Regions from separate parts of the Mus musculus genome. Here all the other regions are linked to region 1. Evidence: chromatin loops called from intact Hi-C (ENCODE). Cell type or tissue: gastrocnemius. All regions are shown on one strand. Region 1 has its middle 70 kb from the start of Fbxo4. Region 2 overlaps Ghr (growth hormone receptor). Region 3 has its middle 7.3 kb from the start of Ghr. Region 4 has its middle 13 kb from the start of Gm52192. Region 5 holds the start of Gm41254 (a long non-coding RNA gene).

Region 1 (5,000 bases):
CAGTTTGTGCCCACTATTACCTACCACAACCAGTGCCAAGGGACAGCAAGTCTTTATTCTTTCTCAATTTTTATTTGAAGATTATTTGTTAAGCATTCCCATAGAAAACCGTTTTGATATAATGTTTTACCTTTGACAGGATAATTGATTTATTGTCATATATTCTTTTATACTCCCTATTATAAAGCCTCTAAGTCTTGGCATATTTCACATATATTTTGACATAATGTATCTATCTGGTTCGAATATTTTATATGTAGCAGAGTATCTGCTTATGTAGTTTGCTGTTCACAACAACATTTTAAAAAAAATGATGGGGGATTCTTAGTATGATATAAAACACATTATAATTTTATTTCCTTAGCACAGAAGGAAACAAGATATGAGTCAGGGTTTCCATGCAGAGCTTCTGAGTTTTAGAAATTGTTTGCTGATATTCAGAGGAGAAGCCAGGATTCATGAGTGGTAAAAATGACACAAAGGTAACAGCTGGTCTCTGATTTTATGAAACTGATTGTAAAAGACTTGGAGCAGAAGCACAAATGTCCCAAGCACTGGGAGCAGTTACGCCATGACATTTATGGGCAGACAAGAACACAGAGGCAGGCCCCACCTAGGAAGTTAGAATTGAGGGATTTACTGATAAACAATGGAGCCTTAGTGATATCTTTTTGAAAGAGTAATCGGAAAAGCTTGCTTGGGTGATATAAGAAGAATGTCAAAAGTACCTCACGTGTGAGCCTCTAATTAGGAAGTAGGGATAACTATGGAAGGAAAGGGGGTAAAATAGCAATAAGGATGTCTGAAAACATCATAAGGAATCACACAATTACAAATCTACTCAAAAGTACCTATAATACAAGTTAAATGAAATTTTCCCATATGGGCAAACAATGCTTCCTCCAAGAGCCATAGACTATTTAAACAACAGCAGCAGCAGCAGGCATGAGAAGACCTTTTTTCCTCTTTTGAGTAGTTGATTAGGGTTGTCCAAAACAAAACAAAACAAAACAAAACAAAACAAACAAACAAAAAAAAGACTCCCAAAAGATTTCCAAAACATGCAGGCTCTTGCTATTGTCTTTGGTTGTCATCAGAGGTGGAAGGGTATTTCAGAAGACGTGCACTTAAGACACGGGGCCTAGTAGTCCCTGAGCATGATATAACCTGACAACTTTCTCCCTGAGGACTATCCTTTATGGCACTAGAACTTGCAATAAAAGTTTCCAAAGAAGGGAAGCAACCCAAAGCCCTACCCAGCTATGATGCTCTGAACAGCAACAATGACCACAAGAATATCTTCATGGCAACCAGCTGCTCTATAATTAGACATGAGACCTGCTCAACAGGAGAGAAACTGTACCTGGGACTGGAAACGTATCCAACGACCCAGGAACATTAAAGTCATAGATCTTGAAAGAGAACCTAGCCACTTGACTAAACCAGGATAATTCCTAACTACATTCTAAATATCCACCTTTATGGACACAGATGAGTGTGTCCCTCACCTCTTATCAGAGAAACCTTTCTTTGCAACAGACAAATTATGGAAACCCACAACCAATTACAATGCAGAGTTGTGGAACCAAGTCCCAATAGATACATCTACAAAGTAATCCCACACCTAAGACTCGAGATCATTGTGGAATACAGAGTGTAAATTTTGTAAGAGCCAGAGAAACTGGGGGGACTTGGTAATTCTGTCTCCTAGAAATGTCAGAAGCTACACTCCTGAAGTTTCACCAATATGACTGCTTCAACATGAGCTGAACAAGGGCAATAATAATAGACATGCTAACATGGACAGAGGGTAGTCCAAAGGGCCTCGACCTACACAAAGAACTACAAGTAAGTAAGTGATGCTGAGAGTGAGAGGAATAGTCTTTCCCAGGGAAGAGCATATCAAAATGGTTATCCACACACATATATACATATATTTTAATTATATACATTATATATATATACATATATATATATATATATATATATATATATATATACACACATATATATATATATATATATTTGTGTTCCCTAAATACATTATATGTATAAGTGGATACATATACATATATATGAATGAAAAATCAGGCCATAAATTTGAAAGAGTATACAAGAGGATTTGGGGTGATAAAAAGAAAGTGAGGATGTCATAATTATATTATAATCTCAAAAAAAAGAAATAATTATTTTTAAAAAAATCTACACAGAACTCAATTGTAGCTTCTTTGAAATAAAAATGAGCTGCAAAATGCAGCTTAAAAAGCTTCAGATGCCCCCTACTGGAGAGAAAAAAGGATACACGAGGGAAAGTATCTTGTCCTAAGATAAAGCACGGAGGGGGGGGGGGGGGAAGCTTACCAGAAATGAAATAAAGCTCAAAATATATTCAAACAATGCCATTTAAAGATTGGCAGTACTATCCTCTACATCATGGCAAGCATGTAATAAAAGGTTTATTTAATTAAAAATAGAGAATTTAAAAAAAAATCTTTTCTAATGGTTAAAGACTCAGGACCCAAGGGAAGGAAAATAAGGGTATAAACATCTGCAAATGGTTCTAAAATGTTTAATATCTTTTCACCTCAATTGGTTTTCATAATAAACCTAAATAAGTCTAGGTTAGGTCATGGTCTAACTAGAGAAAGCAAACTCCACTGAAATGGAGAATCAGTTGGTGATCTCCTAAAAGATAGGACCACATCCCTTACCACTGCAAACTTTAGTAAGATGATGGATAAGGTGTGGAAAGGAACCTCTGTCTCCCTACATATGATCAGGGGCCTGGGGCTGGGCACCAGAGTGAAAAGTGATCAGCGAAAAGTCAAAAACCAAGCTACCCTGAGGAACTGAACAGCAAACCACCTGGGAGCCTGGTTTCCACCAGCTACACCCCAGGGTGAGACAGAACCCTGGAGGCACCACGGAGAGCAGGAGGGCCCACTCATAATAAGCCGAGACTTTCCGAGAACAGAGAGCCCATCTCAGACAGCAAGGCTTACATGGAAAGCCATGCTCAGTGGGTGGGAGCCAAGCTCCTAAACTAAAAATAGCCCTGGAGTTGGATAGCACAGGGCAGAAAAGGCCAGACTGGAGGAACTGTAATACCTGCTCTCAAATTACACAATAAACCCATAGTGACAAAGACAACATGGCACAAACAGACATGTAGACCAATGGACTTGAATAAAGGGCCAAAAACACACAGCTTCAGCCATCTAACTTACTGATAAAGATGACAAAAAACACACATTAGAAGAACTAAAGTCTCTAAAACAAATTTTATATCCACATACAGAGAAATGAAACTAAATCCCTATCGTCTTTCCATCCACCTCCAATGACTATTTAGCTTCCTCTTATTCGGATTTAAAGTCGAGGATCCTCCCTTAGAACCTTCTTCTTAACTATTTTGGGGTCTGTGAATTGTAGCATGGTTATCCTGCACTTTATGGCTAATGTGCACTTATAAGTACGTACCAGATGTGTCCATCTGGTTATCTCACTCAGGATGACAATCTCAAGTTCTATCCATTTGCCACCAAAATTCATGATGTCTTTCTTTTTAATAGCTGAGTAGTATTCCATTGTGAATACTACATTTTCTTTATCCTTCAGTTGAGGGGCCTCTAGATTGTTTCCAGTTTCTGGCTGCTGTGAACATAGTTGAGCACATGTCCCTGTTTTATAGTGGACATCTTTTGTCTAACAGGAACTTTTAAAGATAGAGATTAATACTGCTTTCTGCTACTCAGCAAACAGTAATTGTTAGCTTGTTTAAAGCTTCCTCTCCACTTTGGGGGATGTTGTGTACAGTTTATTTTATCACAGTGCATATATTAATGCACAACTAGTATGGTTACTTGTCAAGAATTTCTGGTGGGAGGTGGTGGCGCACGCCTTTAATCCCAGAACTTGGGAGGAAAAAACAGGTGGATTTCTGAGTTTGAGGCCAGCGTGGTCTACAAAAGTGAATTCCAGGACAGCCAGGGCTTTACAGAGAAACCCTGTCTGGAAAAACATACAAACAAAAAAACAAAACAAAACAAAGAATTTCTGAGATACAAATCTAGATTTTTGTTTTTCCTATACCATTATCTTTTTTACTTTTTAATTAAAAGTATAACTTCATTACTCCTACCCTTCCCATAACTCTCTCCCACCCCTTCCATAGCTGCATTTCTTTTCACCTTTGTGGCTTCTTTGTCATTGTTACATCTATATACATAAATACATACATACAACCTGTAGCGTTATTGATACACACACCACCACCACCACCATACCACACAAATAGGCTGAATCTATTTAGAGTTGTTTGTACCACTGGAATTGGATAACCAATTAAGTCTCTCATCTATGGGGAGTATTAGTTCTACCTCTCTCAGCAGCCATTAGTTACCTTGGTGTGGATCCTTTTGACATTTTGTCCATCCATGCTAGCATGTCAGCTTGTGTAGTCCTTTCTCATGTCTTGTTCAGGCAACCATATTGCTGAGATTTTACAGGTGTAGAGTCCATAGAGAAGAAACTATATCACAGCAGACATTCTGGTCCTCTGGCTCTTATCATCTCCGCCCTCATCTTCTTATGTCCCTGAGCTTTAGATGCAGGAGTTGTGCTGTAAATGTATGCAGTGGGCACTACACAATCTATTGTCTTCTATATCTTGACCAGTTCTTGTTTCCATAATGGTCTCTGGCTGATGCAAAGAGAAGCTTCTTTAATGAGCGGTAAGAACTACACTCACCTGTGGTAGGAAGATAAATATTTAGAATTCAATTAGAAGTTACTCTGATTTAGTAACGTGGAAGCAGAGGGTTCTTCTTCAAGATCCATGATCTAATTGGCCCCAGGCCATTGCCTAGGTTTCCCTCCTGTTGATCAGGCTTTAAGTTCAATTAGACAGCGGTTGGTTACCTCCAATATATAAGGGCCACTATTGGAGGTTTTGGGATCTCATGCCATACTGATCAATGATACAGTTCATAGGATTCAGA
Region 2 (5,000 bases), 550 kb before region 1:
GACTTCCACTGGCATGGAGTGAACATGTGAGCTCACAGCTGTCTTCCAGGACTTCTCCCATTGTACTTTCTAATACACTACAAGAGTTCAGCTAAGAGTCCAACTGTGTAAGTTGCTGAGTCACGGAAGTTAGTGTAAAATTCTTGGAAGCAGATCCTGGGAGCAAGGTTGACTCTCAGGCTTCATCTCCGTGTGAGTCCAGAGAGAAGAGCTATGGTAAGCTTTGGCAGAGAGTTACAAATGCCCATGGATCACATCATTAATATAACCATGGAAAGATGAGCTTGGAAACTAGTGGGATTTGAGGTTGATTCTCAAATGTACAACTTGCTAGCAGAATTATTGTCCTTATTCTTTATAGTCACTGAGATGTGAGTTACACAGTACTTGACTTGTGGTTAGTTTTTGGCAAATAACTACTACCAGGACTGAGGAGAGCTACACACTATTTCTAGTGCTTTAGTAGGTCTAGATACAGCTGGGAATTGACTTTCAAGGAAAAACAGCAAAACTTTACTTGATCTTAGTCTTCATAATTAAAATTAAAATTAAAAATATTTCATAATTAAAATATGAACCCTTGGCAAGGTGAAACTCCTCATAGCTAACCAAAATGGAAGCATTTTTTTCTATTTGTCTACTCAGAATTTCTATATTAAGTATCTAGAATCCAACAGAACTTTTTACACCTCTGCACTTTGGGTATTTTAGACTAGGTAATCCATGTTCCCAGTGCCTTATTGTGCATTTGAAATATTTAACATCATTCCTACCCTCTGCCTACTAGATGCTAGGAGCACTCTTTGCATGATGGCCATGTCTCTCCACATTCCTAGAATTTACATCTTGGGCAACAGAATCACATTTGATGACAATAGCTTCTGAATGTAAATGTATCACAGAATTATAAAACTATTCTGATTACTTTTAACTTGAGTAATTGAAAAAATATTTTTTGTGTAAAGTACATGCATGCTATTTGTGTGTGTGTGTGTGTGTGTGTGTGTGTGTTGTAGGTATGAACATTTTATGGTATATGTGTATGGAAATCAGAGGACATGCTTCATTATTGGGTCTCACCTTCTTCCTTGTTTGAGACACATTTCTTTGTTCTTCATAATTGCCTATACCAAAAGAGATGATCCATGAGCTCTGGAGTATTGGAGATACATGCTGTTGCACCATGGGTTCTGGAAGTCTGAATTGAGTTCTCACACTTGCATGGCAAGTGTTTTGTCAACTGAGTCATCTCTTCAGTCTTCCCCCATCCCCTGACTTTGGATATAAGCAGAACATTTACTTAAGCATTGTGTAAAAGTATTCTAGAAGAGATTAGGTTCCTACTGTATGCCATACTCCTAGCATGTGCTTTGTTATTTCATACACACACTTCTGTGTATAAAATGTTGTGTGTTAGTGTTGTGATCCTCACTTATAGCTAACGGGATGCTTCTGAGAGGTCAGATAATTTCTTGACAAAACACAGATGCAGTAAATGGTAAAGCTGGAACATGAAACCACAATTTTCTCACTTCAAAGTTCTTCTCCCCATATGGTATGCTGTAGGATTTTTCATTCTTGGCATTAAGTTCAAAGAGTTATAAGCATCTATGAGCTGCTAGATAGCTGTAGAGACCAAGGCTAGAGACTAAGTGCTGTGGACACAATCTGAAAACACCTTATTTTTAACCTTTTACTCCATGTATGTAAGATAAATGGGAAAACATCATAATTATGAGAAACATATGCAATGCCTTCAGGATGTGCTAGATTTTTTTTTTCACAGAAATGAGAAACTGAAGATGTCCCAGACTGAAAAAAACCCGTCTGACTGATGGAGAAAATAAGACTCATAAGAACCCCAAATGAAACATTGTAACATATACTGAAAACACTATGTAGTGTTGTTTAAATAAAGGGGATGCAACATTCTAAGCTAGCTTGGGAAATAGGTTATTTACAGGAGCTCACTTCTAAATTTCCTTAAGAGGTCAGGAGGCTGGAGATATATATATGATTAGCCTATATATTGGTGGACAACAGTCCAGGGACAGCTCTCAAGAATAAAATCACTGCCTGCCATTTGGTCCTTCCTATTCAAGTCAGGAGCTCTGCTCACTTCTATCTATAACCAGAGGTCAGATATTCTCATAGAAATGACATTCATACAAGCACAGAGCTGTCTTCTGGGACATGGCTTTGGCTTATTTAGAGTCATAGATTCTTAGAGCTTGAAGCTAGCCAGACTTGCCATCCCATTTTACCACAAGCAGAAAAAGATGCTGTCTAAAGAGGGACCGAACTTCCAATGATCCTGTGGTTGGTAAAGAGTGAGAGTGTGTTCTACTGCCTCTATGAAGTAAAAATCATGGTTTCTGTTGTTTTGTGCTTACTATGTACCCAAGAGTTGCAAAGCCTAATTAATATCCAAGGGTACCATTTTCAGGGCTTGGCTTGCTCCTGAGCCCCTAGACTGTATGACAGAAAATTATGATGATTTTTAGGTCACAGCAATAAAGTGGAAGCTTATGAGAAATCAAAATGAAGAGTCATTCTGAATAGTAAGTTATGTTCCAGCATCCAATGAATTAAAATTTCACATGTCAAAAAAAAAAAAAAAATCACATGTCACTACATTTCAATACACTAGGTGGCAGCAAATAGGTATTTAGGTACACCGTCAATAGATAGGCAGACTGGAAACAAAATGAAACTAAGTCTTTGGGTTTAATGAAAGGGGATTAATTTCTTGATGCTCTCAAACATGTACGCCAAAGCCAGAGCTTTCTCATAAGCTTTCTTTACCAAGGTTGCCCTTACAAACTATTAGTGGTGGACAACTACAGCTTGGAGAGCTTGGAGCTGTTCAGGTTGCTGCTTTCTGGGGAGGCGTGGCAATAGGCTATATATTTCAAGAATGGAGAGTAACAGTCAGGGAGAGGGAATGGGCAGGTTTAAGGGAGCATGTTGCAGGATATGCTCCAGAATCAAAGGGCTGAAAAAGAGATGTTAGCAGGCTGGTGGGGAATCCTGGCAACAGAGATATTTGTTAAATTAAGTAAAATTAGTATCTACACGTTCAGCCATAGGGACCCAAAAGATTATCTAGTGTCGCAGTTGGTTATGTCAGGTGATCCATTAAGGGATAGAAAGAAATTAAGAGGGATTTCTAATACTGCGTATCAGATTCATACAGAGTCACTAAGCCCATGTACATGAGTCACATGCTATGGGAGGAACTTCACACAAAGAGTGGAAGGGTCATGATTCAGAGTGCCTGTTCATAAATTAATCCCTCATCTCTTGGCATTGCAGAAGTTTTTCAGGCTCTTCTTGGCTGATTTAAAGGGTATATGGACTGAAAAGATGTAGCTCAGCTATAACTGTCTTGTAACAAAGAAGTGGCTTAAAAGATTCATATAAAGAAATTTCAAATCAAAGATGAGCTGATAATGTTGTCTTACTGATCAGAATGCAGCCGATGGCATGCTCTTCATAGCCTTAGAACAAGCTCTCAGTTGCTCCAAGCAAATCCAATGGACGGTAGCCTCCAAATCAGAAAAGGCTCTGAAGACTACTCAAACAGAGATTAACTTCTATTCTTATTATGGATGGACTTCTAATTTGATGTGTACTGCAACACCTTTAAAATAACATGTTGATAAACAAGATATAGACTCTGCCTTCAAATTCCTGTTTTATAAACCACTAAATGAGAATTATCTCTCCCTAAATAAGTAAACTTGTTTAAAGTATATCTCAAGAAGCATTCTGCTCTAATAAATATTAAACACCTTTCAGAATATCATTTGATTCAGCTATATATAAAATTTAAATATGTATATATACATATGCATATAGATTATAGTGATATGTGTTGAATTCAGGGCCTGAGTAGAAGCTAAGAAAGCTCTCTACCACTGAGGTATATCCAATCCTATGAATTTATTTTTGTGTATAGCCTATGATAAACAAAATAGAGTACTATGTATGTGTAAGGAATTTTTAAGCATGTGAACATGCAAACTGGCTATATGACTATGATACTAATGGGCTATAGGATCCAGATTTTTATGACTTGAGACAGCTTAACATATTTATAAATAAATAAGTAAAATGAAGCAAGAGACCTAGACTCTCGGTCTTCTGAATTAGTCCACTTTCCATTACCATTAAGAACTATCTGATGCTGAGGAACTTATAAAGAAAAGACATTTATTTATTTATTTTGCAGTTCTGAGACTCAAGATCAAGCGTTTTGGCTTCAGTTCATCTCTGGTGAGGGGCAATGGAAGGTTGGGAGTGTGGTGAGAAAGATCTCATGGTGACATAGGACGTCAGAGGGACTAAGTAGTTTGTGTCACATGTTTTTAAAGAATATCTTTCTTGTGAATGAATTGTGATTTGCTAAGAACTATATTAATCTCTTCCAAAGCTAAGGTTCCCAATAATCTAAGAACCATTTTCTAAACACAGCCTCTTAAAGTCCCACCACCTCATAATACTGCCACACTGGGACCAAGTTTCTGACATGAATATTTTTGGAGACACACCATATAGAAACAATAGCATCTCTACAGAAAATAAACTGTCAGTTTGTTATTTAAACACTTCCATTTTATTCTCTTTGGCTTCCATATTTCCCCTGATGTTGCCAGCTATACACTTTTGTGCAAAGGTCCAAGATAGAGAGTTGAGATTTTTATTCCATTTTAATGCTCCAGATGCCTTCCTCCCTAAAGACTTCTCTGTTGGAAGCAGAGTTGCAGGAACATTTAAAAGGGAGTCACTTGCCAATCAAATAAAATGTAGCTATGTGGAAAGGAAGGGAGCAGATATCCAAAGAAAGCAATACTCTAGAGTGAGCCAACACTTTTCTTAACATTACATCTTCCCAATTAATCAAAACAGCTCTTAAAATTGTCTCCAGTATTTTGTGCTATATAAGGAATGACTTAAGTAAAAGTTGTGCACAGGTGTGGAGAAATCAGTTTGCTATA
Region 3 (5,000 bases), 320 kb before region 1:
CACTATTAGTAGGCGTGGCCTTGTTGGAGGAGGTTTAGCTCAAGTGTGGCCAGTGTGGCATAGTCTCCTGCTGCTGCTGCAGATCAAGATGTAGAGCTCTCAGCCCCTTCTCCAGCACCATGTCTCCCTGCATGCCCCCAAGCTTCCCACCATGACAATAATGGACTAAAAACCTCTGAACCTGTAAGCCAGTCCCAGTCAGATGTTTTCCCTTATAAGAGTTGCCATGGTTATGGTGTCTCTTTACAGTAATAGAAAGCGTAACTAAGACAATTGGCTTGGAAACTGTACCCTGCTATTTGGTAAAATGTCTTTCAAGATGTTTCTGTGAAGAGATTTTAAAGATATGATTAGTCTTTAGAATAATAAACTTAAGTAAAGCAGATTAGAACCTAAAAATATGGAATGTGTATGGATTTCACCAATCAGTCGAAGGCCTTACTATAAAGACATTGGCATCTAATATCAAACAGACCCTGAAAGTGGAGCACTACCTCTTTCCTAGTTCTTCAGAACATTGAGAAGGTGTCAAGGCCACTTTAGACTTCAAATCACCATTTAATGCAGAATTAAAAAAAAATGTCACTCACATCCAGAGCTCATACTATCTAACAGGCATAAGGCATGCGGATGACCTTGACTCTCACTGCTAGACCTGGAGACACCTACAGGTATGCCCCAAACCTGGAAGACAGCAAACTACATCTGGCAGCCTCTTGGGAAGATGAAAAGATAGATTTCAAAAGAAGCTCATGAATGAATATTCCTCTTGAAGTCATTCTAGCATTTAAGCATGGAGATTTTTTTTTTAATGAGGAGAAATGTTACCATCTCTATCTGTTCAAATGAAAATGCCTATTTTAAAAAAATAACTCATAGACAATCATCTAGCTTCTGTCTGGGTAATAACACCAATGAGTAACTCACTAACTCCTTCATTGGGAAGCTTGTTCAATTTTGTGACTGTGTTATTTATTAAAAGTACTTTAGTCAGCATCTGCCATTTTATTATTTATATGTGGTTTTGTCTCTAAAAGCCTATGGGGAAAATATTAGAAATTTAAATGTATTTTTTCCTTATGACACATTTCCTGTTGCCTCTTCTCCAAGCAAACACTTGGAAACACATTCAGGCCATTCCACTCCTTATTCAAGTCAGTAGGCTGCTCCCCTCACCTACTCTGTGTTCTCAGGTTACCTAACTCCTTCTGAAACTGCTATTTCTACTATCACATTCAGTCCTGCATGTATCTCTTCAAGATAGAGGAGGACAATGAGCTTTTATCTAAGTGCCAGAGAATTATGGGAAGAACAGAAGTCCTAGAGTCTGGAAGACACAGTAGAACCCATGGTCTAATCATGGCACCAGTCACACAGTCTGCATTCCACAGGTGTTTCTGGAATACAGAGGTTTCTACTCTTTCTTTCTCTCCCCATTTCAATCCCCTGCTGCTTCTTTTCATGCACCCTCTTTACTTTCAAAATAAATGAGGAAATAAGAGCACGAGAGACTGTCAACAAGAAAGAGATTGGACCGGGAATGAGAAAGTTTCTTGTAACAGCTTCTTGCCACAGAAAGAAGATATAAAGAGCTATTTCCAATGCCTAAAAACGTTCTGAACTTGCTAGCCGGACTTGTTTCAAGGCAATTTAGCTGCCTTCCCAAGAGGAAGAATGCTGAACTGTTTGAGCAGTGAAGGATCAAGCCTGGCTACCTAGGGTCTGCTAGGGAAGGCTGGAAAGTCAAGCAAGCTGTTAGTTCTGGCTGACAAAAGTCCTTAGATAGGACAATGACTGTCTGGAGGAGACAGAGGATTAGCCATGCAATACCACTTTCTCAAGGGCAGTGGCCCTGTGCACTTTCTGAATCAGATGAAATGTGAAGACATCTTACTCTATAAAACTGTGATATCTTTTAAAAGATATCTTTATTTTATTTTACTACATGTGTGGGTGCTTTGCTGGTATGTATGTCTGTGCACCACAAACACGTAGTGAATTCAGAGGCCTGAAGAGGGTGCTGGATCTACTAGGATTGGAGATACAGGTTTTGAGACATCATGTCAGTGCTGGACATGGAACTTAGGTTCTCTGAAAGATCAGTGTTCTTAATTGCTGAGCTGCCTCTCAAATTGTGATGTCTTTATCACAGACTTTAAGAACTAGGTAAAACTGATTTCCATTTCAAAAGACAGGAAGTGAGTCAGGCGTAGAAATTAAATGTGCTTAGTAAAAGTTATCATTTATTTTTCTAGCACTACAATACGTTAAACACATTTATCTAAACTATACTTACTATTTATTTTACCAGAAAATTTGTGACAAGTATGAAATTATACTCCTTTAATGAATAGAAAGTTATGAAGAAATGCAAAAACAAACAAACAAACAACAGTAAAAATCCAGACCTGATCATATAAAGGGAAAAATGTAGGGTCCCGGATGGGGACTCAGCCTTTTTATGTCAGCTCTATTCTGGAGACTCTTCCCTCAGCCTCTCAAGCTATCAGCATCTAGTATTGTATCCACCTCATTTTAAGCCACCAGCCCACCAGCCTCTCTGTGTGGCAAGAACTAAAATTGTCCTCTAATTCCTTGGCACCAAAACAATTAACAGTAGTGACCAGGAACCACAGGAGAGATTCGTCTGTTCTGCCCTTAGTAGCGCAGGTCTTGTGCAGGCAACCCATATAGGTGCGCCTCTAACATCTGTGGGCTACACATGCCAGGGACAGATGGAGACTAGTAATGATAACTCTCCATATTTGTTATGTTTGAGCTAACGGGTTGTTGAAGAGAATGTGTTTCATCAACTTGCTTTGAGAAATAAACCTTCATAATGGTATAGAAGGACAGGTTTGGATTTAGACATCTCAGCTGTTGTGAACATAAGAATGTTCTTCAAGTTGTCTGGTGGTTGGTGTGATGCTCACCACTCAAATCCATTGCTCCCCTTCTGGCTTCTGACTACATGAACACACAGTGCTCCCCTACTTGTTCTTGGACCTCAACTCTCATGTCCCAAAGAAGCTCCTCTCCATCCTAAGATGTTGGGATATTTAAACTGTAACTCCAGCCCAAGACACCCACAGTGTGGTCTAGAAGAAGGAAGCACATTTGTATATGGGTCCTTCACATTCACCCAAGTATTTCTTGTTCCTGGAATAAGGATATGGTTGGAAGAAAGAAAACCAGCTCAGGGCCTCTCTGGCAGGGCCATAAGAAAAATATTTATTGTATGGGATTGTTTAGACTCATGTGCATTTCTTTAGAAGTAACAAAGTTAAAGTGGGACTTTGAGCATGTAGCAAAATGTTTCATGCAGTTTTTAAGTTGAGGATCTCAGTGTAGAACTCAGTGAATATTAAGAATTCATAAAACGTCCCCAGTTCAGGAACCATCTTGTAAAAAGAGGCAGAAAGATGGTAAGAGCCAGGGTTGAGGTGTGAGAGAAGAGTGAAGGAGTATCCTGTGCTTAGGACAGGACACTGCACTCACTGACACAGCAGGGCTGACTGCCTAACCTGAGACACACACAAAAATGAATCAAGCAACATCCAACTTGCAGCAGGGAGGAGCAGCTACTGAGAGAGCTAAGGGAGACTGGGGGGAGAGTCAGAGTCAATTTTTCTTAAGGATTATGGCCCCTACCTGGTAGCTGGTCATTCTTCAGGAGATGGTTTCACACCTGGAAGAATATGGCAGCCAAAATGGAACTTGGTGGGTTATTCAAAAAGAGGGAAAAAAGGCAGGAAGTTGGGGTGGGGTGGGGTGTAAAGTCAGGGAAAAGATCGGGGAGGAGTGAGCAGGGAAGAGTAGGGAAATTAATATGATCGAAAGACATTGTGTAAAATTCTCATAGAATTAACAAGCTTTAGTGAACATTCATTGTGCGTGACATTGGGTTATATAAGAATATTGTCATGCAAGAGAGACCATGTCTCTCCATACCTCTTTATCCCCCCTTTCTTGCCTCTTCTCCTATTATTGCAAATCTCATTTTTTTCCTAGACATTTTCACATCTCCTTTCATGACATTTCGCATATGTGATTGCATAAAGTTTATAAAGTTACAAATAAGAGAAATCATGCAGTATCTACCATGCAGAAATTGGCTTAATAACTTAATATCTCCAGCTGCATTCCTTTCCCTGCAAATGATGTGACTTAATCCATCTTTATGTCTAGAAGAAAATCCTTTGTATATATTCATCACATTTTATTTGTCTACTTCTCTGTTATCGAGCACTTCGGTTCATTTATAACATAGAACATCAGAACATGTACCATCAGAAGATGGAGTACAAGTGGCCAATAAACATGTGAAAAAAGTTCCTCATCACTAAAACCATAAATTAAACTACACTGTAACTCTTTCTAACCCCCATCAGACTGGCAGTCATTAAGAAAACAACAGCAGATGCTGAGAGAATGTGCTCATTGGAAACATTCTTTCATTGTATACATTGTGAGTGGGATATAAACTAGTCTAACTAGCCATTGTAGGACTTAAGATGGAGGGCCATCAAAACTAAAATTTGATCTTTCCCATGATTCAGTTCCACCAGCCCTCAGCATTTATCCAAAGAGATTACAATAATTTGATTCACAGCATTTTAGAAACATCCATTATACAATGTGAAATTAGGTATTCCCCCTAAGTCATTTGTCATATTTATATAATAGATCTAGATAAGCCATGATATTTGCTGCATGGCAATCACTTTATTTCTGTTGATTGGCATTTTCTAAAACAAACATGGTGTCAGAGGTTTTAATCTATCCACATCTTTATCTTTTTAAAATTCACATAGATGTTTAATATATCCATATCCCAATTTTTCCTAAAGCGGACTTGAAGTGGCTTCTGGAAATATGAATATAAACCAAAGGATGAAGAAATGAGATAAAGAAAATAAAAGGTAAAACTAAAATAATGGTAAAGTTAGTTAGTTCTTGAAATGTGTCATAAAAATTGGATGTGATGGTAGACACCTTTG
Region 4 (5,000 bases), 710 kb before region 1:
GACCAGAGTGCGTGGCAATGTATCACCTCTCAAAAATGCTATAATACTATGAACTCATCTGGGATTAACCTGTTCTTTAGTCAGAGTCTTCATCCTCTACTTGTCTCCAGAAATGCAATCACAGATTTACCTACTGGGGAATCAATGTAGACTTTTTTCTTGCTTGGTTTTTCAAGATAGGTTTCTCTGTATAACCCTGGCTGTCCTGGAACTTGATTTGTAGATCAGAACTCAGAGATTCTCCAGCTTCTGCCTCTCATGTGCTGGGATTGAAGGCATGCACTACCACTGCCCATCAACCTAGTCTCTAAATCCAACCTAGTTTCTAAGTCCAAGGAAGTTGATAAGGAAGGATTACTCTCTAAGCAGCTTACAGTATGAGCAGCTCTCTGCTACTTTTCAGTAAGGAGTAGCTTTTCTAGTTCTAAATTATTTAAATCGAAATCCATCTTGAGGAGATGCGGGAAGCGGGTGCGGCCGCATGGGCCAAGATGGCGCCCTGTTTCATTGTCAGGCCCCGTGAACCGCACATGTTTACTGACTTGCCCGGACATGCGCAGTGAAACTGCATGCGTAAGCTGCCTGCCAAGCTAGACTATTCCTCGTGATCCAGATCTTTCAACCTATCTGTGACCAACCTGAGCTCATGCCTGGAGCGTGTGTAATTTTGATTGGATGAGGTGGTGTGGAGTGAGATGAGGTCAGTTGCTGTGAGAATAGGATAATTGCCCTTGTCCTAAGTGTAACCTACAGATCATTTAAAGGATATTTATTGATGCTTTAACTCTGTCCTCTTTTGAAAGGCCACAGTCAGTTTTACAGACATCCCAGCAAGTGGGTTATTCTGCTTTTTCTACCAATCCTGTTAGCATCTACAAATCCTCAAAGGCCGCCTAGAGGGATTTCAGCCCAGAGCATTGGTTCTCAACCTGGCATCTGAATAACCCTTTCACAGGGGCCCCATATCAGATATTCTATGATTTATAACAGTAGCAAAAATTAGAGTTATGAGTTAGCAACAAAAATAACTTTATGGTTGGGAGATCACCACATGAGGAACTGTAAAGGCTGCAGCATTAGGAAGGTTGAGAACCACTGGCCTAGAGCTTCTTGCTCCAAACTTACATACATACAATCTTGACCTTTTAAAAGCCAACTCCTCAAACTGAAGGGGTTTGCAACCCCATAGAAAGAGCAATAATATCAACCAACCAGACCCCTTAAGGTTCCCAGAGACTAAACCACCAACCAAAGAGTACACATGGGAGGGGGGGGACCCATGGCTCCAACTGCATATGTAGCAGAGGATGGCCTTATTGGGCATCACTGGGAGGGGAGACCCTTGGTCCTGTCAAGGCTTGATGCCCAAAGGTAGGGGAATGTTAGGGTGGTGAGGCAGGAGTGGATGGACAGGTAAGGGTGCACCCTCAAAGAGACAAGGGGGGGGAGGAGGGGGGATTTCTGAAGGGGAAACTGGGAAGGGGGATAACATTTGAAATGTAAATAAAATAACCAATAAAAAAATGGGAAAAAAGAGGCCAATTCTTCAGTGGGTGAATAAAGAGAAGGCTTTAATCATCATGAACAACTTCAACCAGAATCATGACAATTCTGCATCAAGCTAAGAGGAAATTTTCTCAACAGACCTTGCATGAGACCTACACTGGTGTTTCTCTGGCTCCTTCCAGGAATGGATTGAAGGAAGTCATGCTGTAAGATATTCACAAGGCTGAGGTTTCACTCCTTTCCAGGTGCCTTCCTGATACAAGCCTTCATTTCCAACAGTTTCTGGGGGCAACCTGGGCTTCAGGAAATATGCAGGACATCTTTCCACCTCTGTGGATAGTGTCCTCTTCTGACTAGTTCAAGGCCCATCGAGTCCTATTACTACAATTCAGGTCACTGCTGGAAAGTGATTAAGAACACTGTCTGCTCTTACAGAGGACCCATATTCAATTCCCACCATCTGCAAGGCACTTCTGAACACTTATAAATCCACTTCCAGGGGTATCTGATGCCCTCTCCCTTTCTCCCCAGAGAGGGTGGGGTATGACTGGGTACCTGGGTATCCCCCAACCTTGCTACATCAAGATTCTGCAGGGTTAGGCATATCCTCTCCCACTGAGGCCAGAACACTCATATTAGGCTCCGTAATTAACTCTCTCTTATTCCCTTTCACGGGAATGAATGCTGTGTTTTGCATGAACAAATTTCTACTTTCTCACTGTACACTCCTAATATACCCAGATCCCAAGTCACAGGATAGGCCTGACTCCTCCTCCACCCTTTTTTATTTGGAAACAAACATTCCCTCATCCTTGCCTTTGAGGAGATGCTTATCTATCCTTAAGTTTGCTAATCATGACCTGGATACCAAGGCAAGTTGGTCTGAAGACATTTGAACAGTTCTCCAATGCTACCACCAGGTGGCACAATCTAGCCAGATCAGAGCCCTTGTAAGCAAGTCTTTGTAAGGCTTGCTAAGTATGTAATAGGAAATGGTGTGTCAACTACAAAATAATTTGCATAAGAAGGCTTTAGAAAAGATTTTCAGTATATTTTAAAGCATACTAAGTTGTTAAATTTTATTGATAAAAGTATATACTTATTAGATATTTAGTTTTTGAGGTGGGACGGCAGTCACAAACAATGTTTTATAAAGTTTAGAATTTATAAATTTATATCTTCTAATTTTACAGGTATTATTTATATTTAATATGTTGTTATACAATATATAAATTTACATGTTATCTATTTATATATTATATAATACATAAAATATAAAATTATATATTTTTACAAAATATAAATCATAAAATAAGGTTATATAAATCAGTTCTTGTTTGTCAATATGTTTTGAACTCTTTTTTGTTTATTTGTAATTGCTATTTTTGTGTGTATGATATATATGTGTGAGCAGGCACGTGTGGAAGTCAGGTGCCCGCTGATCTCTTCTTCTACCTGGAGCTTCTGAGTTCTAAGGACAAAACTCAAGTCACCAGCCTTACACTGTTGGGTGACAAGCACTTTTACCTGCTGAGCCGTCTCACTGCCGCATGCTTCAAAGGATTATTGTAAGTCATTCCATGTACTCATTATTGAAGTTACAAAGACAAGTTATATATGAGCTGTTTGTAGGCAGCTGGAAAGGATCAGTGCGTAAAAGCATCCGGTGCAAAGCTAAAGATGTGACCTTCCACAGGGCAGCCAGAAAGGAAAGCTGTCCAAAAACCCCAGGTCTGAAGCCAAGTGTGTGACCTACTACGGGAGTGGGTCCCTTTGCCTCTCTCAGGCACCGTTCCAGGTCAGGAACATCGGAGCTGGGCCGTAATTGTTCCTTGATTTGACACTTTCTCTGCAGGCACAGCCTGCTCTCTTTTTTATAGAAAGGCACTGCAGCCTCAAGACTCAGAACGATTCGAGTCTTTACTCTAAAGCTTTCCACGCAGGGTCCAGAGCCTCCAGTTTTAGGGAACTGCCATCAATGTAGTGACTGGGAGATGGGTTATGTGCTTGAGGCTAGTCTTTCCTGCTTTGGGGTCTTGTTTCCTGAACACAGTAAGTCACTCCAGGTCTTAAAAGCTATCTGTCTACTTCCCTAGTCTTGGGATGGTCTTACAACTTATCAAATGTCACCTGCAGGGAAAAGGATGACTGACCTACACTTGAGGTACTCACCTCCACACTTAAGAATGTGATTCATTCTAGGTAGTGTGTCTGACCTTTCTCAGTGAGCACCCCCCTCTTCTTATAAATCCCTGTGTTTAACTTACATTAAAATATCTTGGGGCTGGGGGTGAAGAGCATTGGCTGCTCTTCTAGAGGTCCTGGGTTCAACTTCCCATCAATCACCCGCATGAGAGCTCACAACTCCAACTCCAGGGCATCTGACATTCTCACACAGACCGACAGACATGCAGGCAAAACACCAATGCACATGGATAAAAATAAATAAATCTTTAAAAGAATACTTATCACACCCCCATCTCTACTTCATTTTTTAAAGAAAGCTGTATTTATGAACATAACGAATTTTTTCTTTGTTATTCTAGGCCTTTTGTTTCCCCTACTGTGGTCCTTGACCTGTTACAGACAACTTGATCTTCTTGTCTGCATCCAAAATTGGTCAGCTTCCTGCATGCACCTGTGAGTGTGAAGTGGGGAATGACTCATGATTGATAGCTCACCCCAGAACCATTCCTGTGAGCGCCCGACTCGCCAGCAAGAACGACACCACAAAAGAATCCTTCTGCACACGTTTATTGGGAGAGCTTGATTACTTAGGCGAAAGACCCTGAGCCCCAGAAATGGCGCTGCTTATATAGGCCTAGGAGTGACTGGTAGTTATGCTAACAGTACCTCATTAATATGCGTAGGGCCAGGCAGTGACTCGGCAAAAAACTCTTATGCACATGCGCACATTGTTTGTTTACCCATAATCATGGGTGGTGCCAGTGGTAGCCAGCGCCATCTTGTAATGGCGTTTGCAGCTTCCCACACATTCCGTTTTCCACGGAGTATTACTTCATCTCATCCCCTCTCCAAATCCCCTAAAAATACCTAGTTTTCAGTTCCTCGATTTTTCTGCCATGTAGAACAGAAATGTTGGACTGGACGATTTAACTTCATTCTGCATAGAAGAGTTCTTGCAATAACTAATAACATATTCAAATTCTATTTTGAAAATCATATTGGGCAGTATCTCCCTCCAGCTTTCCCATTTCTCTGAAATTTTATAACTAATTTGAACAAGATTTATTCTACCATGCGTGGATGAGTGTTTTGCCTGTGTGCATGTTTGTGCACCCTATGTGTGCCTGGCATCTACAGAGAAACAGAAGGCATCACATCTCCTGAAACTGGAGTTACAGATTGTTGTGGCTCACCTGTGAGATCTGGGAATTGAACCTGTATCCTCTAGCAGAACAAGCAGTCCCTCTAAACACAGAGCTACCTCTAACACTCCATGCTTTTCCTTCCTTGTCCCACGAGCAGCCCTG
Region 5 (5,000 bases), 610 kb before region 1:
TTGTTTGAAAATCTTGATAGAAAGAGCTGAAAGAAAATAATATTCAACTTAAAATTATGTGATCTTACTAAAGCAACCAGACATCTCAAGATGAATTACAATATATAGCATTAGGGCTACTATTGTTACAATGAAACCTGGAGGCAAGAGTTGATGCAGATGCCATGGAGAAGTGCAGCTTATTGGCTTGCTCAGCCTGCTTTCTTATGGAACCCAGGTGTCCAACAGCCCAGGCATGGCACCACCCATAATGAGCTGGGCCCTCCCCCACAGATCACCAATTAAGAAAACACCCTAGAAGCTTGCCTACAGCTTGATCTTCTAGAACCATTTTCTCAAAGGAGTCTCTCTCTCTCTCTCTCTCTCTTTCTCTCTCTCTCTAATATTTTTATTGATTATGTTAGAATTTCACATCACTCACTCCATCATATTCATTTCCTAGTCCTCCCAAGTCCACTCCCCAACTTTATGACTTTCCAACACCAGAAGAGGAAGAGGAGGAGGAGAAAGAGAAGGAACACAACTCCAGTATGGTCAAACTCTCAGTGGCCAGTCCCTTAAAGAAAACAGTCCTTTCCCACCTGCACCACCACCAGAAGCCCTCAATTGTAACACATACACTACAGCATCCTTATTACAACTTTTAAGAGTGTTCTTTGATACTTTCCCTTCTTGTCTACCTCTTCTTCCAGGGGTGTTGGTAGTGGAAGTAGGGGTTCATACTGACACCTTCTATGTCCCTCTTTCTTAACTGTGAGTTTGCAGTCATCGATGCAACTGCCAAAGTAGCTTCCTTTAACCTTAAAGCCAGCCAGGAGCACCAACCACAGACATTTACATGGTCTCCAGTATCAGCATGTGCCACCAACCTCAGCATGGTCTTTAGTGATAGTATTATAGACCACAGGCATCAACATGGGCCTCTGTCCCAGCTTAGACTACAGACACCATCAGAGCCCTAAGTGGCATCACAGGCCAAGCACATCAATACGGCCTCCAGGACAACATGAATCAAGGACACCAACATGGCTTCAGGTGACAACAGACTACAGATATCAACACAGTCCCCTGATGCAGGACCATGAATATCAACATGACCTGAGGTGACTGCACAGGTTACTCACATCGACATGGCCCTGCTGCAGCACAGCCCACATATACCATGGACATCTGCATGATCCTTGGTGGTAACGGGTTTCTTTGTGTAGCTTTTCAGCCCTAGAACTTTCTCTGTAATGCAGGCTGGACTCAAACTCAGAGGTCTGCCTGCCTCTGCCATAGAATGCTGGGATTAAAGTAATGCACCACCCCCTCCCAGCAAGTTTACTCCTCCCTAAAGACTCTGGTTTGTGTCAACTTGATATAAAACTAGCCAGCACAAACAATAAGTACTTTATAATCAACCTTTATGTGAAATGAACCCCAACATTTCGTAATTACTTTTCTAAGGCACCGTACAGTAGAGATTTTCCCATGTGCCTTAGCAATGTTTTTCCTGGAAGCGACTCACATGTGGACATGTCTGGGAATCACAAAAAGTGTTTGCATGCAATGCTTCCAGGAATGCACACACTAAGAAGAGAGAGACAAGTCACAGTAAGGTTGTTCAAAGGTAGAGGGCCACAAAGGTGGAGGGCCACAGCTAGTGAGGAAATATAAGGTGAGGCTTTTGTTACTGCTGAGCAGTTATGTTCTCCTAGATTTGTAACTAAATCCTGGGCAAGAGGAGAGCTGTGAAAGGGTTAAAAACCCAAAACTGTGTTCCAAGACATCAGCTATCTTGGTGCCAGTGTCTTCAAAACAATGCAAAATATTTTCTTCAACCATGATTATTTTGCAAAAGTCCAAAGTCTCACGACTAGCACAAGGGACTACTGTTATGGTCTCTTACCCTTCCCTGCTCTCCTGTCTGTTCCCTCAACCACTCACGCAGCTCTCCGTCACCTTCTCTTCTCTTGTTGCTTTTACTTCCCACTATCAGAATGCTGGTTAAATTACATTTGCTTGGTAGGCATTAGCCGATAACCTGCTTCACATGTTTCTGTGTTAGATGATGTTATAGGAGAGATGTGTTCTGTCAGTACTTCTCTTTCTCGTAATGAACATCACTTATTTGAAGGAATCTAGCAATTAGTGAAATAAGGTAGGTGAAGTTTCCTCAGTAATTAGCAAATGAAATTCACCTTGAAGCTCTTTGCATACTAGTTTTTAAAAAGTATTTTAAAATTTTGAACACAAGATGGCAGGCTCACCACATTTTTCCCCACTAGAAATTAGGTAGCTAAGGAATTCATGAAATACAGTATCATTCAGTGATTTAAGCAAAAGCTTTTCATTATCTTTGCAAACTTAAATCTACATTATCCTTTTGTCCAGAATTTGTTATTCTGTCCTATTAAAAATTTCTCAATTATTAAGCTATTTTTAATAATTTAGTACACCAATATTGATTTTAGTGTAAATTTAGGATCTAGTATTAATTATCAGTTTGTTTATTAGTAATTATTTCATAGAGTAGTTTGAAATAATTAAATGCAATTAAAGCATCACTTCCAGTCTTGGACCTGAAATGTCTCCCAAAGGTTCATGGACTAAAAGTTTGGTTCTTAGCTCATGGAGCCACTGGGAGATTGTAGAAACTTTAAGAGACAGAATCTAACAAGAAGTTAGGTCTAAGAAGTGTCCCACAATGGGAATCTGTGGGACACTTACCTCATGATTAGAATTGGGGCTGTAGAAATGAGAAGTTTACAAATGTAAAGCATAGTTTTCATCGTATCATATGGTATGAAATCACATCATATCACATCACATCACATCACATCACATCGAAGGTGCATGGTGGTAGTACAGTATTAATTTTGATGTCATTGATCCTGTGGCTGAGGTAGAATTTACCCAGTTTGACACCATGTAATTTACATGTTCCACCTTGTTATGCTGTGAGCTTCCCTACAGAACAGGAATTACTTTATGAGTGTGCCTGGAGTCCTGCTCCACCTGTCTGAGGACAAATTATCTACATAAGCCAGTTGGATTCTGCCACACTGGAGAGCTGTTTCTTACTTTATTATTTACTTATGAAAGCAAATTAAGGCTATTTTGTTGATGAAATCACTACAGCTTTGGTCATCGAGAGCTCTTTCAGTTATTTTTGACAGTTCTATTATTATGGGTTTGTTTTTTCATTTCTTTCCCTTCTAAAAAATATTTTTGAGATGAGAAAGTCTCTCTCTCTGTATCTATAGTTGTATTAAAGTCACAATCCTCCTCCTTCAGTCTCCTGAGTGCGGGAATCCTGTAATGTCACACCATACCTGGCCTAATCCTACGTTAACCCGGTTCTTTTTATCAGAGAAAGGTATTAGAAGATAAGATCTAGGGACTGGATCATCCTACTAGGGCCTTTCAGAGACACAGCGAAGATTGTATATGCTCTTCACGGTCAGCTCTGAAAACATATATACATATTTTCTTATGACAACAATTAAAGAATAAAAGAGGCTAAGTATTTGAAAGCAAGCAAGCAGGGATATAGGGGAGGGCTTGGAGGAAGGAACGGGGAGGGGAAATGATATTATAATCAAAAAAGAAGTACCAAATAAAAAAGAAAGTATATGCATATAGTTTTTTTTAAATGTTTCCGCATTTTACTGCTTTCTTTGGGTGTGTGTATACACGTGTATGCATATGCATGACATGTGTAAGTCAGAGGATAGTTTTGGGTAATTGATACTGTTTTACTGTGGATCTGTATGTGGATTCTGTGGATCAAATTCAGGTCATCAGACTTGGCTGCAGGTGCCTTTACCCACCGAGCGACCGAGCCACTTCACAGCTTCAGTTATAACTCTTAAAACTGATGACTCATCAGTTTATGAGGGAGGAGCTCTAGTTTTGCCCCACGTGGTTTTATAGATCTGTACTAGGACTTCAAGTCGCCATTTCTTACATGGGTAGAACCTGATAGAAGACGTAACTTCCTTCAATCTGATTTTTTTTTTTAAACCTATGTTGGAGCTATACTATAGAGTGCTATGAGACAACACTCTGGAACATTCTATATGCACGTAAGGTAGGTTACAAACATGGGGTATAATGTCAGATACTGCAGTGAGCACCTTCCTTGATTATTATTTCTTTAGGCAGCAAAGAACTGACCTTCTTTCATCGAGGTTTCTTTTGTTTGCATTATTTTTAATAAGCTGTTAGTCTTTTCCAGCTGAATATCCAGAAGGTTGTTCTTTCCAGCAGTTTCTATCATTTTCTGTAGAAGAAATTGGGCATATGCTATCACAAAAATCAATGACACCATTTTGATTCTTCTGTTAAGAATATGAAGAGAAATGAGAACACAAACCATTTAACATCTGAAAGTCTAATAATTAAATTTGGGATATAATTTCAAATAAACCGTACTGTATTGAGCCTTCAATTTGTCATTTCTTACATGGGCAGCATCTAGTAGAAGACTCAACTTCCTTCATTCCAGGTTTTCATGTATTTTGGAGATACACTAAAAAGAGTTCAGCAAGACAGCAGTCTGGAAAGTTCTATGTGCACTTATGGTAGGTTACACATGCAGGAGAATGTCGACCAGTGCAGCGAGCACCCTCATGAGATGGGTATGACTTTCTGATTTACTTTCTATTTTAAAAGTAATACAGATGGTTTGGGAATGCAGGCCAGAGATAAATTGCTATGGTAACATTCATGAATCCTCCTTAGATTTCAGTTCCAGAAACACACACACACACACACACACACACACACACACACTCGAACACGACATGTACACATTCACTCATGGGGAATGACATGGTAAAATATTAATTCAGCCCATTATAAACAAGAAAAAAATATGAGCTAACCTGAGCAAATTTCTTTCAACTATTCAACTTTTAGTCCCATGTCAATCCCAGGCATCTATCAAGCATAAGAGTGAATGGCTACTGTCAGCTCCTGTGGAGGCTGATGCAGGACGGTCTCCTGAGCCCTGG

The links. A loop is a pair of places that touch in the nucleus more often than their neighbours do. Peaks named below come from ENCODE experiments on the same cell type or tissue, not always from the same donor. Only the 100,000 strongest peaks of a DNase experiment are listed, where the experiment ranks them.
Region 2: a loop joins it to region 1, with 10 times the contacts of the local background. A loop is called at or near these places in 16 of 42 quality-filtered maps.
Region 3: a loop joins it to region 1, with 4 times the contacts of the local background. A loop is called at or near these places in 8 of 42 quality-filtered maps.
Region 4: it touches region 1 in a loop (4-fold over the local background); 17 of 42 quality-filtered maps call a loop at or near these places.
Region 5: a loop joins it to region 1, with 4 times the contacts of the local background. A loop is called at or near these places in 12 of 42 quality-filtered maps.

The regions. Positions count from the first base shown.
Region 1 is chr15:3,906,644-3,911,643 of GRCm38, forward strand. No RefSeq gene overlaps it. Among named protein-coding and RNA genes, the nearest start is that of Fbxo4, 70 kb to the right of the region's middle. In gastrocnemius, a CTCF peak has its summit at 2,271 (motif pointing left); a DNase peak (open chromatin) is centred at 2,941; H3K4me3 peaks cover 292 bases; H3K27ac peaks cover 377 bases.
Region 2 is chr15:3,353,790-3,358,789 of GRCm38, forward strand. All of the region lies in intron 3 of Ghr (growth hormone receptor), which reads right to left. The region is part of intron 4 of Gm41254 (a long non-coding RNA gene); the gene reads left to right. Among named protein-coding and RNA genes, the nearest start is that of Ccdc152, 53 kb to the left of the region's middle. In gastrocnemius, a CTCF peak has its summit at 2,653 (motif pointing right); no DNase peak of the experiment used is centred here; H3K4me3 peaks cover 564 bases; H3K27ac peaks cover 335 bases.
Region 3 is chr15:3,588,184-3,593,183 of GRCm38, forward strand. No RefSeq gene overlaps it. Among named protein-coding and RNA genes, the nearest start is that of Ghr, 7.3 kb to the left of the region's middle. In gastrocnemius, a CTCF peak has its summit at 2,014 (motif pointing right); no DNase peak of the experiment used is centred here.
Region 4 is chr15:3,200,023-3,205,022 of GRCm38, forward strand. No RefSeq gene overlaps it. Among named protein-coding and RNA genes, the nearest start is that of Gm52192, 13 kb to the right of the region's middle. In gastrocnemius, a CTCF peak has its summit at 2,429 (motif pointing right); a DNase peak (open chromatin) is centred at 2,428.
Region 5 is chr15:3,293,940-3,298,939 of GRCm38, forward strand. It overlaps Ccdc152 (coiled-coil domain containing 152), which reads right to left. Exons shown (of 9, transcript NM_001166063.3): 3 at 4,162-4,267. It overlaps Gm41254 (a long non-coding RNA gene), which reads left to right and starts at 4,751. Exons shown (of 5, transcript XR_003951534.1): 1 at 4,751-5,000. In gastrocnemius, a CTCF peak has its summit at 2,249 (motif pointing right); no DNase peak of the experiment used is centred here.